3 separate regions of the Homo sapiens genome follow, and regions 1 and 3 are each linked to region 2. A link is a loop called in an ENCODE intact Hi-C map of the cell type or tissue named here. Cell type or tissue: OCI-LY7. All regions are shown on one strand. Links, peaks and the distances in the headings refer to the core of each region. The heading gives the core; the rest is flanking DNA. Region 1 overlaps TRIM54 (tripartite motif containing 54). Region 2 has its middle 21 kb from the start of ATRAID. Region 3 overlaps KHK (ketohexokinase).

Region 1 (5,728 bases), core at 470-5,469, 100 kb before region 2:
TATTTATTCCTCAAGAACTTCTTGTAAAGATGGTTGAGGATCCCAGCTACTCGGGAGGCTGAGGCACAAGAATCACTCAAACCCTGGAGTCGAACCCAGGAGGCCGAGGTTGCAATGAGCCGAGATTGCGCCATTGCACTCCAACCTGGGCGACAGAGCAGGACTCTGTCTCAAAAAACAAACAAACAAAAAAAGATGGTCGAGGAGGTGAACAATCACTCCTAACTTAGTCTACAAGAAATAGAATAATAATGGCTAACATCTACTGAGCCAGGATTTGCTCTAAGTCTTTCATTTGTATTAATTCACTTAATCCTCATATCAACCCTGAAGTAGGTAATACTCTTTTTTTTTTTTTTTTTTTTTGAGATGGAGTCTTGCTCTGTCGCCCAGGCCGGAGTGCAGTGGTGCAATCTCAGCTCACTGCAACCTCCATCTCCTGGGTTCAAGCGATTCCCCTGCCTCAGCCTCCCAAGCAGCTGGGACTACAGGCGCCTGCCACTATGTCCGGCTAATTTTTTTGTATTTTAGTAGAGACAGGGTTTCACCATGTTGGCCAGATGGTCTCAATCTCCTGACCTCATGATCCGCCCACCTCAGCCTCCCAAAGTGCTGGGATTACAGGCGTGAGCCACCATGCCTGGCCCTGAAGTAGGTAATAGTCTTAGCCCCATTTCAAGGATGAGGAAATTGTGTCTCAGTGAAATTAAATAAATTGTACACGGTCATGAGCTAATAGGTGGCAAAGCCAGTACTGGAACTTAGGCACTCTGACTCCAGAGCCTGTCCTAATAATCATTGTGTTCCATTGTCAGACACAATAAAACTTAGGCCAGGCTGTGCACGGTGGCTCATGACTGTAATCCCAACACTTTGGGAGGTCAAGGCAGCAGGATGGCTTGAGTGCAGGAGTTCAAGACCAGCCTGGGCAGTACAGTGAAACCACGTCTCTACAAAAAGAAGAAAAAGCAAGATGGCTCATGCCTTTAGTCCCAGGTATTTGGGAGGCTGAGGTGGGAGGATCACTTGAGCCCAGGAAGTCAAGGCTGCAGTGAGCTGTGATCATGCCACTGCACTACAGCATGGGTGACAGAGGGAGACCTGTCTCAAAAACAAAACAAACAAAAAACAAAACAAAAAAACCCTTAGAGCTAATATTCATTTCTCTGAGTCTCAGGCAGAGGCAGTTTCTTTTACTGTTGTTGTTGTTGTTATTATTGTTGTTGTTGTTTTTGAGACAGAGTCTCACTCTGTCGTCGGGCTGGAGTGCAGTGGCAGGATCTTGGCTCACTGCCACCTCCACCTCCCGGGTTCAAGCGATTCTCCTGCCTCAGCCTCCTGAGTAGCTGGGAGTACAGGCACGTGCCACCATGCCCGGCTAATTTTTTGCATTTTTAGTAGAGATGGGGTTTCCCCATGTTGGCCAGGCTGGTCTTGAACTCCTGACCTCAGGTGATCCACCCACCTCGGCCTCCCAAAGTGCTGGGATTACAGGTGTGAGCCACCTCACCTGGCCGTTTTTTGTTTTTGTTTTTTAAGTAAAAAAAGTAAAAGGGTAATGAAGGAACAAACCTCAAACCTTCACAGAGGAAAGAAACTACAGCCTGAAAATCAACTATGCAACTGTGGACTAAAGCTATTTAAGCAAAGATCAACAAAAGATGACTCATCAAATTAAAACCCTGTGTGCCATGGAGCTCTATAAGGGCCCTGCTTTCAACCAGAATGACCTGTTTGTCTGTGAAATGGAGAGGAAATAGCTCAAATCTCAGGGGAGACCTCCTCCCATGGACCTGTGTGGGCCTCTATGGTAGATAAATCACCGGATTCTGCGTGAAAAATACTCCAAGACAACACAACCAAATTGAGACACTCAACTACCTATTAATTCAGGTCATACCCCTCTATTCACCAAAGAAGGCACAGAACTAAAGAGAGATTGCAAAACCAATGACAACATCCAACCAGGCAGCTTATATTTAAGAGGACAGTGAAAGAAAGCCAAGATAAACACAGTGGGTTGAGTCAGGAATTCACCTTCAGCTCCAGATAAAAGTACCCTGATAAAAGGGGAGTGATAAGCAGACAGAATCCAACAAAAGATGCAAACCAGATAATACAAAAAGAAAAGAAAAAAGAAAGCTTGACAAACAAGGGACAGATACTCCAAGAATCAATACCATTTCGATATACCATTTTAAAAGAAATAACAAAAACAAAGAGATATAAGTGATCAAAACTGGAGAAGAAAAGAGAGCTGGCAGAATTAAGGAAAGAAATCAAGTAAATATCAACACAGAAAAAAAATCCACATTTGACAGGAGAATGGATGATGCTGATAAAAGTCACATAGATTGCAATAGAAATTATCAGCTAAAAGTAACCAGGTCTGCAGTCTGTAACATGGATAAACCTTGAAGACATTATGCTAAGCAAAATAAGCCAGACACAAAAGGACAAATATTGTATGATTCCTCTTAAATGAGGTACCTGGCATAGGATGGATGGTGGTTGCCAGTTGCTGGAAGGAGGGGGAGTAGGGAGGTATTGTTTAAGGGGTGTGGGGTTTCAGTTTGGGGTGGTGATAAAGTTCTGGGGATGGATAGTGGTGACAGTTTCACAACAATGTAAATGTATGTAATGCCATTGAACTGTACATTTAAAAGGTTAAGGTGGTACATTTCATGTTATGTGCATTTTACAAAAATTAAAAAAAATTTTTTGAGACAAGATCTCTCTCTCTGTCGTCTCAACTTCCTGGGATCGAGGGATCCTCTCACCTCAGCCTCCCAAGTGGCTGGGACTGCAGGTGTGCCACCATGCCCAGCTAATTTTTAAAAAAAGTTTCTGCAGAGATAGGGTCTTGCTAGTTGCCCAGGCTGATGTCAAACTCCTGGCCTCAAGCGATCCTCCTACCTCAGCCTCCCAAAGTGCTGGAATTTCAGGGGTGAGACCCCATGCCAAGCTTACAATTTTTAGAAAGAAAAAAGTAATCAGGACTTGGGCTATCTTGGCCAATGTCTTCCTTCAAACTCCCCACAGCCAGAACTGACTTCAGGACTTGACCTGAGGGAGGCACACTAACACCACCTCTTCAACACCCTCCCACCTGCCAAAGCAATTTCTTTAGCAGCTCATCGCATTGGTTAGTCATTGCATTTATTCTGGAGCCCAGAAGGCTAAGAGGCATCAGTACTCAGGCAGTCCAACCCAAGTCCTTTGAAAAGTTCCTGTCTTGGGAGAGAGAAATCGGGAGTGTGTGAGCTCAGGGTGCAGGGCGGTGGGGAGAGGCTGCACCTCTGCTTTCCCACCGTCTTGCTCAGGGCTGGTGCTGCTCCCTGCTGCTGACACCACAGTCCCGTATTTTGCGTGTAGCTTTCATCCCCCAGTCCCAGAGTCCCCTCCTGATTCACAAGTCCAATTTCTCCTGCCATATCTCCGTCGGGCCTGGCTGGCTTTCATCTTAATCTCCAGGGCAGCCCTTCCCTTCTGTGATTGCTTCAGCAATGCTAGCCCCCAGCCAAATCCTAACCCCACTTCCTTTGCTAGTCTTTCTGGCCAATATTTACATACATGTGCTTTTTGGCATTAAGACTACATTTGACTTGTAATAAAATAGTAAAATTTATCCTTCAGACTTTCCAGGGCCTCTGGCTCATATTGCTTAGACGCCCTCATTGTGTTTCCCAAAATATGGTATAATACTGATGACAAGCATGAAGATTGGAGGTGGTATGGGGATGGATGTTCAAGATTTTTTATGTGTTAATTCTAATGCATATTAGGAAAAAAACAGTCCACAAAAAACTGACAATTTTTCATGGATTACATTGTATAGAATAAGGATAAAGTAAATATTTAAGGTTTAAAAGTCATTTTTTGTTTGTTTGTTTTTGTTTTGCGACAGGGTTTCACTCCTGTAGCCCAGGCTAGAATGCAGTGGCACGATCTCGGCTCACTGCAACCTCTGCTTCCCGGGCTCAAGTGATTCTCCAGCCTCAGCCTCCTGAGTAGCTGGGACTATAGGCGTTCACCACCATGCCCAGCTAATTTCTTTATATTTTAGTAGAGACAGGGTTTCACCATGTTGGCCAGGCTGCTCTCAAACTCCTGAACTCAAGTGATCTGCCTACCTTGGCCTCCCAAAGTTCTGGGATTATAGGTGTGAGCCAGTGCACCTAGCCTAAAAGTGAGTGTTTTAAAATAGAACTATTAAATTATAGTACAGGTAGTACACAGCTATGGCAAAAATCAGGAAGGTGAAATAAGAATGAAATTTGCTAACCATTTCCTGACTTTCTCTACCAAAATTTGTCTGACTTGTGTTCCAAACCTTTTGCAAATGTTGAGTGGCTACTTTGAGAAAGTCTTCTATACTGGCTATATGGGTCAAATTGTTGCCCCTTATAGGTAACATCTCTGGTTTTTAACAGAAGCATTTAATGGAGCACAATATAGGGGAAGCAGCACAAAACCACAGCAGTTTTAGCAGCCCGTGACTTTGTCACCAACGGAAATCACAGCTGTTTTCATATCGCATTACAGTTGTTGCTAAAATTTCAAAAAATAATGTATGCTTATCATTACTTCTTTATTTATTTATTTATTTTTAGATGGAGTCTTGCTCTGTCACCCAGGCTAGGATGCAGTGGCACAATCTCGGCTCACTGCAACTTCTACCTCCTGGGTTCAAGCGATTCTCTTGCCTCAGCTAGGCGCCCGCCACCATGCCCGGCTAATTTTTTGATTTTTAGTAGAGACGGGGTTTCACCGTGTTAGCCAGGATGGTCTCCATCTCCTGACCTCGTGATCTGCCCGCCTCTCCCTCCCATAGTGCTGGGATTACAGGCATGAGCCACTGGGCCCGGCTGCTTATCACTACTTCTAAATTACAGCAGTTCAGACTCACTGCTAGACCTCATTCTTTAATGTGTTAGTTAAGAAGCACATGTATTACTCCATCAAATGTGCTTTAAATATTTTGGTGATTATATTCCAGTGTTTCCAAAGCTTTCTTCATTATTGTCCCCTCTGGGAGACTTTTTAATTAAAAAAATTTTTTTTAAGAGATAGTGTCTCTTAAAAAGATAGCACGGTGGCTCACACCTGTAATTCTAGAACTTTGGAAGGCCGAGGTGGGTGGATCACTTGAGGTCAGGAGTTTGAGACCAGCCTGGCCAACATGATGAGACCCTGTCTCTACTAAAAATACAAAAATTAGCCAGGCATGGTAGCTTGCACCTGTAATCCCAGCTACTCGGGAAGCTGAGGCATGAGAATCACTTGAACCTGGGAGGTGGAGGTTGCAGTGAGCCGAAATCAAGCCACCGCACTCCAGCCTGGGCTACTGAGCGAGACTCTGTCTCAAAAAAAAAAAAAAAAAAAAAAAAAAAAAGAGAAAGAGAGAGATAGTGTCTCACTATGTTGCTCAGGCTGGCCTCAAACTCCTAGGCTCAAGCGATCCTCCTGCTTCAGCCTCCTGAGTACCTGAGACTGCAGGTGTGTGCCACTGCTCAGGATCCTTTTTAGACATTTCCCCCAATAGCTCCCATCCCCCTCATTAAATATTAATATCATAGATGTATCTGTTTATGTACCGCATGCTTATCTATCCTTTACACATAAAAAGAGTAAAATCTGGCCATGTGCAGTGGCTCATGCCTGTAATCCCAGCACTCTGGGAGGCCGAGGCGGGCAGATCACCAGAGGTCAGGAGTTTTGAGACCAG
Region 2 (5,728 bases), core at 479-5,478:
TGGTTGCAGGTGGCTGTAGTCCCAGCTACTTGGGGGACTGAGGCAGGAGAATGGCGTGAACCTGCGAGGCGGAGCTTGCAGTGAGCCAAGATTGCACCACTGCACTCCAGCCTGGGCAACAGAGCGTGACTCCATCTCAAAAAATAAAATAAAATATGTCAGCACTTGTTTGCATATGCATAAACTATCTCTAGAGTACTATAGAAGAAACTAACAATGATCACTGGCTGAGAGAGGGGCCAGCAGGAAGGGAGACAGGGGTAAGAGGGGCCTGATCTCTTATCTCTGTATGCTTTTTTTTTTTAAATTCTTTTTGATTTAGACATGGCTATCACAGAATTTCTATGCCTTTTTATACAATTTATAAAGGATAATATTTTAGTATTAGTAATACAAGAACAATTCCAGTATTACTAATACTAAAATCAATCCCTCCCTCCCTTCCTTCCTTCCTTCCTTCCTTCCTTCCTTCCTTCCTTCCTTCCTTCTTTCCTTCCTTTTTCTTGAGACAGGGTCTCATTGTGTCACCCAGACTGGAGTGCAATGGTGCAATCATGGCTCACTGCAGCCTTAACCTCCTGGGCTCCAGTGGTCCTCCTACCTCAGCCTCCTGAGTACCTGGGACTACAGGTGCACACCACCACTCTTGGCTAATACTTTTGAATTTTCTTTGCAGAGATGCAGGTCTTATCTTACCATATTGCCCGGGCTGGTCTCAGACTCCTAGGCTCAAACAATCTGCCCACCTTGGCCTCCCAAAGTGCTAGGATTACAGGTGTGAGTCATTGCACCCGGCCAAAGTATTTCTTAAAGCCCTATACATCAGGAAATTTAAAAATACTCCTAAATAACATCTGCATTAAAGAGAAAATCACACTGGAAATTATAAATCCTTTAAAAATGTACTGCAGCTAGAGCATCACATAGCAAAAACTGTGGCTTTAGATGGGCTATCTTAAATGTTCAATAATCTGATGGGCAAAAAAGAAAATCTCATTTAATTTGCTTTGTTTGATTAGTATTGAGTTTGAGCACCTTTCTCTTTTTTTCTCTTTCTTTTCTCCTCCTCCTTTTTCTTCTTTTTTGATTTAGATTTTTCTGTCAACTTCCTGGTCACATCCTTTGTCAATTTAAAACATTGTCAGAACTCTGTATATGTTCTGAATAGTAATTTCGTCAACAGTTTTTTCCCCTCACTCCCTTTTCCTTTAAATTTGATTATTTTAGTATTTCTTTTAACTCAAGTTTTAAATTTTATGAACGCAAATCTCTCAGTCTTTTATAGCTCCCATTGTTTGTTTGTTTTTGAGATGGAGTCTTGCTCTATTGCCCAGGCTGGAGTGCAGTGGAGCGATCTCGGCTCACTGCAACCTCTGCCTCCCGGGATCAAGTGATTCTCCTGCCTCAACCTCTGGAGTAGCTGGGATTACAGGCGCACACCACCATGCCTGGCTAATTTTTTTTTTTTTTTTTTTTTTTTTTTGAGACGGAGTCTCACTCTGTCGCCCAGGCTGGAGTGCAGTGGCGCGATCTTGGCTCACTGCAAGCTCCGCCTCCCGAGTTCACGCCATTCTCCTGCCTCAGCCTCCCGAGTAGCTGAGACTGCAGGCGCCCGCCACCATGCTCGGCTAATTTTTTTTGTATTTTTAGTAGAGACGGGGTTTCACCATGTTGGTCAGGAGGTCTCCATCTCCTGACCTCGTGATCCACCCACCTCGGCCTCCCAAAGTGCTGGGATTACAGGCATAAGCCACCGTCCCTGGCCCAGCCACCGCTCCCGACCCAGCTCCTGGGTTTTGTATTTTGTTGAGGAAGGCATTTACTACCCCAATATTAATAAAATATAGTTTAAATATTTAATATTTCAACTTTTTTCTCTAAATGTTTAATCGTTTTACCACCTGTGTTTGATGTGATGGGGTAGAAGATTCAATCTAATGTTATTTTTTCCTTCAGTGGATAGCCAATTATTTCATACAATTTATTGAAAAAACCACTCTTCCTTCGAGACCTTAAATGCCACCACTATCATAAGCTACATTTATATTGCAAAATCGATTTATATTTATAAACTTTCTGTATATTTAGATCTACATTTTCATATATGGCAGGGAAAATTCCTACTCATAATCTTTTTAAAGATTTTTTTTTTTTGGCTGTTATTGAACATTTCTCTTCCAAAAGAGAATCAGAATTCTCCAATTCCAATTTTAAAACCCTATTAAGATTTTATTAGGATTGTATTAAACTTATAGACTAATTTGATTGTCTCACATGACAACAGCAGAGAAACTGCTTTTCCTGAACGACGTGAGTGCCACATCTGTGTGGCTTTCCATTCAGTTTTTCATGTGTGAATTTTGGTTACTTGCTTTTGACAGGCAATCTCAGAGAGCCCTCGCTCTGTCTGAATTGTCCACAAGGGGTCCCCAATATCCAAAGTATGGATGGTGCTTATAGTGAGCTCCCCTCTCAGTCTTTGCATAGGCACTGTTATTTCAAAATGGCAAGCAGGCTCAGATTATTAAGGTTCAATTAACTTGCATTATTTGCATGTAGAAATGCAGTAGTGATCCTAACCAACCTGGTTTAATCACCTCGACAGATTGAAAGAAGCTTTCCATTTACTCTGCAAAACATACTGACCAGTGGGCAAAGCCCACTGAAATCCCACAGCTAGTGGCTACTCTGAAGCAATCGCACACACGTGACTCTCCCACTGGGTTGCCAAGAATCAGTTGTGTTTTTTTCTCAAATCTGTGTTTGCTGATTGTACAGGTATTCTAATCACCTTGTTGTTATCAGGTGGGAGCAGAAGGCCAGGTTCCCCACAGAGCCCCCATTAACACCCTGGGAGGAGCACCTCATTACATTTGGGCAGGGGTGTTAAGTTCAGGCTCCCCACTAGCCTCTGCTGACACACCGTGGCTGGGGAGGAGTGCTTCCTACGTGGTCTCCAGTGACACTGCGGGTGTGGGACTTTCTGATGCTAGGGATTTCTATTCTGAACACTTTATGTAAATGGAATCATAACATATGTGGCCTTTTGTGCCTGACTTCTTCACTTACCGTAATGTTTTCAAGGTTTATCCATGTTGTAGCATACATCAGGACTTCATTCCTTTACATTGTAGATGTACTACATTTTGGGCCAGGTGTGGTGGCTCACGCCTGTAATCCCAGCACTTTGGGAGGCCGAGGCGGGTGGATCACCTGAGGTCAGGAGTTCAAGACCAGCCTGACCAACATGGTGAAACCCTGTCTCTACTAAAAATACAAAAAATTAGCCAGGGGTGGTGGTGGGCACCTGTAATCCCAGCTACTCGGGAAGCTGGGGCAGGAGAATCACTTGAACCTGGGAGGCAGAGGTTGCAGTGAGCCGAGAGTGCGCCACTGCACTCCATCCTGGGCGACAAGAGTGAGACTCCGTCTCAAAAAAAAAAAAAGGTGTACTATATTTTGATAATTTTCTTTGTTTTGTGTTTTTTTTTTTTTGAGATGGAGTCTCACTGTCACCCAGGCTGGAGTGCAGTGGCGTAATCTCAGCTCACTGCAACCTCTGCTTCCTGAGTTCAAGTGATTCTCCTGCCTCAGCCTCCCGAGTAGCTGGGACTACAGGCGTGCGCCACCACGCCTGGCTAATTTTTGTATTTTTAGTAGGGACAGGGTTTCACCATGTTGGCCAGGATGGTCTCAATCTCTTGACCTCATGATCCACCCACCTTGGCCTCCCAAAGTGTTGGGATTACAGGCGTGAGCCACTGCACCCGGCTGATAATTTTCCATTGCATGGATGTGTACTACATTTTGTTTATCCATTCATCAGTTCATGGACATTTGGGTTGTTTCCATTTTTGGCTATTATGAATAATGCTGCAATGAACATTCATGTACAGGTTTTTGTGTGGATACGTTTTCATTTCTCTTAGTTATATACCTAGGAGCGGAATTGCTGGGTCATGTGGTAATTACGTTTAGCCTTTTGAGGAATTAGCAGACTGTTTTCCAGAGTGACTGCAAACTTTACATTCCCAGCAGCAAACTTATAAGAGTTCCTATTTCCTTTGGGAGGCCAAGGTGGGCGGATCACGAGGTCGGGAGATGAGACCATCCTTGCTAACACAGTGAAACCCTGCCTCTACTAAAAATACAAACAATTAGCCGGGCGTTGTGGTGGGCGCTTGTAGTCCCAGCTACTCGGGAGGCTGAGGCAGGAGAATGGCCTGAACCTGGGAGGCGGAGCTTGCAGTGAGCGGAGATCGCGCCACTCGCTCCAGCCTGGGCGACAAAGCGAGACTGTCTCAAAAAACAAACAAACAAACAAACAAACAAAGTTTCTATTTCTCCAAATTCTTGTCAACTCTTGTTAGTGTCCATCTTTTTTTTTTATCTTAGTAGGTATGAAGTGGTTCTCATTGTAGGGGTTTTCTTTCTTGTATTTTATTCTTATTTTTAGAGCAGTTTTAGTTTTTTTTTGTTTTTGTTTTTGTTTTTTTAATTGATAGGAGAGTACAGGGAGTTCGCATATACCTTCTCTCCCTGGGCACACAATTTCCCTTACTGTTTTTTTTTCTTTTTTTTTTCGAGATGGAGTCTCACTCTGTCGCCCAGGCTGGAGTGCAGTGGCGTGATCTCAGCTCACTGCAACCTCCACCTCACGGATTCAAGCGATTCTCCTGCCTCAGCCTCCCAAGTAGCTGGGATTACAGGCGTGTGCCACCATGCCTGGCTAATTTTTGTATTTTTAGTAGAGACGGGGTTTCACCATGTTGGTCAGGCTGGTCTCAATCTCCTGAACTCGTGATCCTCCCACCTCAGCCTCCCAAAGTGCTAGGATTACAGGCATGAGCCACCAGGCCTGGCCCTTTTTTTTTTTTTTTGACAGGGTTTCACTCTGTTGCTCAGGCTGGGGTACAGTGATGTGATCATGGCTCACTGCAGCCTCAACCTCCTGGGCTCAGGTGATCTTCCCACCTCAGCTTCCTGAGTAGTGGGGACCACAGATGCAAGCCACCATGCCTGGCTAATTTTTAAATTTTTTGTGGAGATAGGAGTTCACCATGTTGCCTAGGCTGGTCTCAAACTTCTGGATTCAAGCGATCCCCTCGCCTGTAGTCTGTTTTGAATTAATTTTGGTATATGGTGTGAGGTAGTCACCTAACTTCATTTTTTGGCAAGCATGTATCCAGTAGTCCCAAAACAATTTGTTGAAGGGACCATTTTTCCCCATTCAATTGTCTTGGCACCCTCACTGAAAATCAGTAGACCACACACAAAAAGGCTGCTTTCTGAACTTTCAATTCTATTCTATGGTAGAAAGGAAAAGGGGATGATAAGATTTATTTTTGAATATCAACATAATATGTTTCTCTTTGGTTAGTTGTTTACTTGGTATGTTTTTCTAACTTCTTTTTTTTTTGAGACGGAATTTTCTCTCTTGTTGCTCAGGCTGGAGTGCAATGGCACGATCTCGGCTCACTGCAACCTCCACCTCCCAGGTTCAAGAGACTCTCCTGCCTCAGCCTCCCGAGTAACTGGGATTACAGGCATGCGCCACCATGCCCGGCTAGTTTTGTACTTTTAGTAGAGACGGGGTTTCTCCATGTTGGTCTGGCTGGTCTCAAACTCTTGACCTTGTGATCTGCCCACCTCGGCCTCCCAAAATGCTAGGATTACAGGCATGAGCCACCACCCCCGGCCCTGTTTTATTCCATTTTGTCCTTAAATT
Region 3 (5,728 bases), core at 524-5,523, 92 kb after region 2:
AGCTCATCAACTTCCCGGGAGTAGCCCTCAGGCACGTGGAGCCCGGAGAGCCCCTTGCTCCATCTCCTCAGGAGCCACAAGCTGTTGGAAGGCAGTCCCTATTAGCTAAAAGCCCATTAAGACAAGAAACACAGGAAGCCCCTGGTCCCAGAGAAGAAGCAAAGGGCCAGGTAGAGGCCAGAAGGGAGTCTTTGGATCCTGTCCAGGAGCCTGGGGGCCAGGCAGAGGCTGATGGAGATGTTCCAGGGCCCAGAGGGGAAGCTGAGGGCCAGGCAGAGGCTAAAGGAGATGCCCCTGGGCCCAGAGGGGAAGCTGGGGGCCAGGCAGAGGCTGAAGGAGATGCCCCCGGGCCCAGAGGGGAAGCTGGGGGCCAGGCAGAGGCTGAAGGAGATGCCCCCGGGCCCAGAGGGGAAGCTGGGGGCCAGGCAGAGGCCAGGGAGAATGGAGAGGAGGCCAAGGAACTTCCAGGGGAAACACTGGAGTCTAAGAACACCCAAAATGACTTTGAGGTGCACATTGTTCAAGTGGAGAATGATGAGATCTAGATCTTGAAGATACAGGTACCCCACGAAGTCTCAGTGCCAGAACATAAGCCCTGAAGTGGGCAGGGGAAATGTACGCTGGGACAAGGACCATCTCTGTGCCCCCTGCCTGGTCCCAGTAGGTATCAGGTCTTTCTGTGCAGCTCAGGGAGACCCTAAGTTAAGGGGCAGATTACCAATAAAGAACTGAATGAATTCATCCCCCCGGCCACCTCTCTACCCGTCCAGCCTGCCCAGACCCTCTCAGAGGAACGGGGTTGGGGACCGAAAGGACAGGGATGCCGCCTGCCCAGTGTTTCTGGGCCTCACGGTGCTCCGGCAGCAGAGCGCATGGTGCTAGCCATGGCCGGCTGCAGAGGACCCAGTGAGGAAAGCTCAGTCTATCCCTGGGCCCCAAACCCTCACCGGTTCCCCCTCACCTGGTGTTCAGACACCCCATGCTCTCCTGCAGCTCAGGGCAGGTGACCCCATCCCCAGTAATATTAATCATCACTAGAACTTTTTGAGAGCCTTGTACACATCAGGCATCATGCTGGGCATTTTATATATGATTTTATCCTCACAATAATTCTGTAGCCAAGCAGAATTGGTTCCATTTGACAGATGAAGAAATTGAGGCAGATTGCGTTAAGTGCTGTACCCTAAGGTGATATGCAGCTAATTAAATGGCAGATTTTAATCCAGGTCTGTCTCACTCTAAAGCCCTTTACATTATATGCTCTTTACATTATAAGGCCTTACCCACCCTATATTGGAGTTGGCCCCAATTCCAATATGTGTTCCAGATCGGACCTCCCTGAGGACAGCAACACTCTGTATCCTGGGTCACATTTGTGGCTGAGGCACGCCCTTAATTCCAAGGTGGGCTCCAAGGGTGAGACTTTCAGGCTCTGGGGCAGTCAGCGGGAGGAGGTATTTCTGGACAATGAAGACCCCATCAAATCACAGGCTGGTGGGCAGGGCAGAGGAGGCGCACCCCTGCCCCCCACTGGCCTGTCAGTTCAGCTCAGCGGTGTGGACTCCCAGCTTCTGAGCTGTGGGAATAGAGTCTGCACAACGCAGGGCCCCGAAGAGCTCTCACGGTTTCTTTGGCAGGTTCACTGGGTGTGGGGCACCGAGTGTCCTCCCCAGCCAGGGCAGAGCTGGTGGCAAGCCCAGGGCACTTCTCGCTGCTCTAGCCCAGGCAGCCCCTCCTCTGGGCCTGGGCGGAGAGGTTAATTTGGGGAATGGACACAAAGAGGGAGGATCGAAGAGTCAGAGCCTCAGGAATGCCCAGCCAGAGCAGTTCAGACATTGAGAGGAGAAGCTGGCTCTGAGGAAGATTTATTTGCTCTGAGGCTCTGCATCCCCCAGCCATCCCCCCAGAGCCTCTCCCTGTGGGGAACACAGGACACAGGCAGAGTCCTCCCCACAGCTTGCATCTGTCCCCTGAACAGGGCAACCTGGACGCCAGGCTGGATGGAGGGGAGAAGGCGATGCAGCCGCAATGGTAGTCTCCATGGTGTGTGAGGAGCCGGCACCTGCTCTCACACGATGCCATCAAAGCCCTGCAGGCCACACTTCTTGCCGGCCACCTGGCACCCGAATCTCAGTGCTTCCTGCACGCTCCTCCCTGGAGGAGGGGCAAGTAGCTAGGTCAGCCAGGTGTTTGGGGCAGGGACAGGTCCCAGTCCTTTTCCCCTCCTGCTGCCATACTCACCCTGGGAGAGGCTGAAGATGACGGAGGCATTGAAGGTGTCTCCAGCTCCCAGTGTATCCACCACGCGGGGTGGCGGGAAAGCATCCGAGTGGAGCAATTTGCCATCAGGGCCCAGGGCGTCGGCGCCCTCCTCAGCCCAGGCACAGACAAGCACAGCCCTGCAAGACGGCTCCACTCAGCTGGGTGTTAGCCCACCCCGTCCCCCCAGCCATCCTCCCAGCTCCAGGGCGGACTCCTGGAGTCCAGGCTCATCCTGTACCTTCTAAAGCCCCTTCCTGGCTTCCCCGGCTCACCCTTTCCTCACACGACCATACAAGCCCCTCAAGGCTTCCTCTGCTGACTGGAACCCCAAGTGCTTGGCCACATCTTTGCTGACAAACACCTGTGGGCAGTGGAAGAGAAGCTGGTGGTCACTTCTAACTCGTCATTCACCAACAGCAGCCTAGCGTTGCCCCCATTACAACACGACTCCCCCAACATGTCCACATAGATCCCCAACGTAGCATCTCACTGTCCCACGGGAACGTGGTTTTCTTTTTTCTTTATTTTTTGTGAAGATGGTCTCCCTGAGGCTGGTCTTGAACTCCTGGCCCCATATGATCTTCCTGCCTCAGCCTCCCAAAATTTCTGGGATTACAGGTGTGAGTCACTGCACCTGGCCAGAAGCATATTTTTATCGATGCTTATATATAATAGAATACAGCCTTGTAAATTGTAAAACAAAAGGCCTGGTCCGTTTGTTCTCTGATCAATGGATTGAAAACCCACAGAAAGCCTTGAGCGCCACCTTGGGGTGGAATCTACCACCGCCATGCTGGCTCCCTGGAGCAGTTTTGCTGGTTTTTCCCACAACTATGTCCTCTAGGTATGGTTTCTTCATCTGGAAAACAAAGAGGCTCCCTCAACACTACCTACACTTTAGAATCTCCAGAGAAAGTTTTGGTAAAAACAAAAAACAAAACACCGAAGCCTTGGCTCTACCCCTGCCAATCAAAAACAAGATGGTGGGGCTCAGGCACTGCAATCCTCCTGCCTCAGCCTCCTGAGTAGCTGGGACTATGGGTGCACACCACCATGCCAGGAATTTTTTTTTTTTTTTTTTGTATAGAGACAGGGTCTTGCAATCTTGAATGACTGGCTGAAGTGATCCTCCTGCATTGGCCTCCCAAGGTGCTGGGATTACAGGTATGAGTCACTGCTCTTGGCCTAATTTATTTTCATAGAGACAGGGGTCTTGCTATGTTGTCCAGGCTGGTCTTGGACTCCTGGCATCAAGCAATCCTCCTACCTCAGCTTCCCAAAGCTCTGGGATTACAAGTGTGAGCCACTACACTTGGCCTGCATTCATCTTTTTTAATATGCAGCCAAGGTTGAGGACAAGTCACAAGGTTGAGGACCTTGGCTGGATGGTCTCCAACCAACTTCTGCTATGATGCTGGGATTACTTCCCAAATTCCATTTACATCCAGCCTTTTCAAAAAGAGACTCATGCAAGTCTCCTTCCCACCCTTCCCTCACCCTAGCAGCCCCCACAACCTGCCAGACACCCCTGAGTTGGAAGAAACCTCAGAGAACAGTTGTGTGCCCTCATTCTGCAGAGGAAAAGACTGGGGAGCCCCAGAGAGGAGATGCTTCCACACAGGCTTGCCCTGTGGCTGTTTAAGCCCTACCCAAGCCCTCTGGGCATTCTTACACCTATGCACCCACCTGGGGTGGAGACATTCTACTCCTTGCTCACTGCTGAGGCCTGCACTGGAGCCCAAGGCTAGGGGTCTACTTCTTTGCTTTAACCCCCATCCCCCATCTTCAAACACCACCAAACCAGGAACCACTATTCCAATTGTGGTAGGCAGGATAAAAGGATTCTGGCTCCCTTTAAGAACCAAATTAGCTGGAAGTGGCAAAGAGAGGCTGAATGGGGCACCCACCACGTCTCCGTAGCCAAACAGCTGGAAGAGCTCCTCTCGTGGCTTCTCCACCTCCACGGACACCCGGATCTTCTGCTCTGGAGGCTGCCTGGTGTTGTGTGCGTCTATCCGCTGCAGCATCTTCACCTGCTCCGATGCGTTCCGGCCCTGGTACAGGACAGGGCAGCTCAGGACCGCTGGGCACTGCCTGGCCAATCTGCCTCATTCTTCCTGCCCCGCTGAAACTCTGGGTGAGGAGGGAGAGGGCCTCGGGGAGGCTGGGCTAGAACCCCATCCTAAATTACAACATTCAGAGCTGTCGTGGACTTTGAAGACCTTATCAACCAGCTACTCCATTCCACAGATGAGAAGACTAAAGAATAAAAGATACTGTGAAAGACCTACCATAGGTTAAATGATGGAGCTAGAACTCAGGACTTCTCAGGATTTCCTTCCACCCAGACTCCAAAACCTCTCTTGGAGTAAAGGCTCTAGTTCCCTTTATTTGGGAGCTGAGTCAGGCCCTGTCCTTCCTGCTTCCCCAGAGGTAATGGGTCAGGCCCTAAGCAGTCAGACATCCGCCAGAGGCAGAGTTGGAGGCAATGGGGCAGCCCGTAGCACAGAAAGCACAGGACTTTGCCTGGAGCCAGCTGTGCTTACGTTCTGCTGTGTGACCTTGAGTAAGTCATCTAATCTTTCTGGGCCTTAGTTTTCTCACCTGAAGACATAAGGAAAGATGGAGAGAGAATGAGGGGGTTGGGTTCATTTATCTCTAAGGTACTTCATGATTCAAAGAAACCAAGGAGGCAGAACATGTGGAGGAGGCTGGCAGGTTGAGCCCCTTGAAACACAGGTAAGGCAGGGCTTACCTCAATGTGGATCCACTTGAACTGGGTCAGATCAACCTTCTCAAAGTCTGTAGCAGACACATCTGGCAGGCTCCTAGGTCACAGGATGGAAAAGACAGAGAAGAAGGAGCATGATGGGGTCAGGCAGAGCCAGGATCTCTAACTGGCAGCTGTGGACCCTGTGCCTGCACTGCTGGCAGCATGACAGGAAGCTGGATCCACAGCACAGGATTCTCAGGCTCAGCTCCAGGGTTGTCCCTGTTACAGTCTGCTGGGGTGCCCTTTCCTGAGTTTGAGGTTGTGATTAAATTATCTCGGTAAACTGAACTGCAACACATGTCAACTGGCAAGGTCTGTGTGCCTTGGAGACTGCATCTCCCAGAATGCACTGAGAGCGCCAAGCCTACACTTCCCAGAATCCCTTGCAGCAGCACACGGCTCCCACAGGCAGAGCCCTGGGAAAGTATAAAGCCCGCGACCCCCTGCCTGGGCTGTCTGGTCCCCCTCACTTCTGGCGCCCCAGCGTTGGGGTTTACCTATGGCACCCCTGTCCTGCGTTTAATAGCTCCCCGTTGCAACCCTGAGGTCAAGGTAGCACTTGAGGAAGAGTTTGTGTTTGGCCGGTTTAGGAAAGGGGACTCCCGATAGAGGTCTGCCTTGACCCTCCTGAGCCAGAGACCTCAACTCAGCCAAAGTCCCCGCTCCACGTTCTGTAGCCGAGTCCTTCCACTT

Evidence for each region. A loop is a pair of places that touch in the nucleus more often than their neighbours do. Peaks named below come from ENCODE experiments on the same cell type or tissue, not always from the same donor. Only the 100,000 strongest peaks of a DNase experiment are listed, where the experiment ranks them.
Region 1: it touches region 2 in a loop (2.8-fold over the local background); 3 of 110 quality-filtered maps call a loop at or near these places.
Region 3: it touches region 2 in a loop (11-fold over the local background); 89 of 110 quality-filtered maps call a loop at or near these places.

Annotation. Positions count from the first base shown.
Region 1 is chr2:27,289,528-27,295,255 of GRCh38, reverse strand. The region is part of intron 1 of TRIM54 (tripartite motif containing 54); the gene reads right to left. Among named protein-coding and RNA genes, the nearest start is that of TRIM54, 10 kb to the right of the region's middle. In OCI-LY7, for the core only: CTCF peaks have their summits at 2,854 and 3,056; DNase peaks (open chromatin) are centred at 1,715, 3,085, 3,445 and 4,485; H3K4me3 peaks cover 1,945 bases; H3K27ac peaks cover 4,096 bases.
Region 2 is chr2:27,188,410-27,194,137 of GRCh38, reverse strand. No RefSeq gene overlaps it. Among named protein-coding and RNA genes, the nearest start is that of ATRAID, 21 kb to the left of the region's middle. In OCI-LY7, for the core only: a CTCF peak has its summit at 2,420 (motif pointing right); a DNase peak (open chromatin) is centred at 2,417; H3K4me3 peaks cover 560 bases; H3K27ac peaks cover 2,298 bases.
Region 3 is chr2:27,096,091-27,101,818 of GRCh38, reverse strand. It overlaps KHK (ketohexokinase), which reads right to left. Exons shown (of 8, transcript NM_006488.3): 4 at 5,018-5,090; 5 at 4,170-4,316; 6 at 2,535-2,623; 7 at 2,242-2,399; 8 at 1,057-2,154. The coding sequence ends at 2,069. CGREF1 (cell growth regulator with EF-hand domain 1) reads left to right here. Exons shown (of 6, transcript NM_006569.6): 6 at 1-1,225. The coding sequence ends at 545. Among named protein-coding and RNA genes, the nearest start is that of KHK, 12 kb to the right of the region's middle. RefSeq lists a silencer at 37-216 and enhancers at 1-330, 1,936-2,779. In OCI-LY7, for the core only: CTCF peaks have their summits at 1,512 (motif pointing left), 2,833 and 3,040 (motif pointing left); DNase peaks (open chromatin) are centred at 3,018 and 5,398; H3K4me3 peaks cover 699 bases.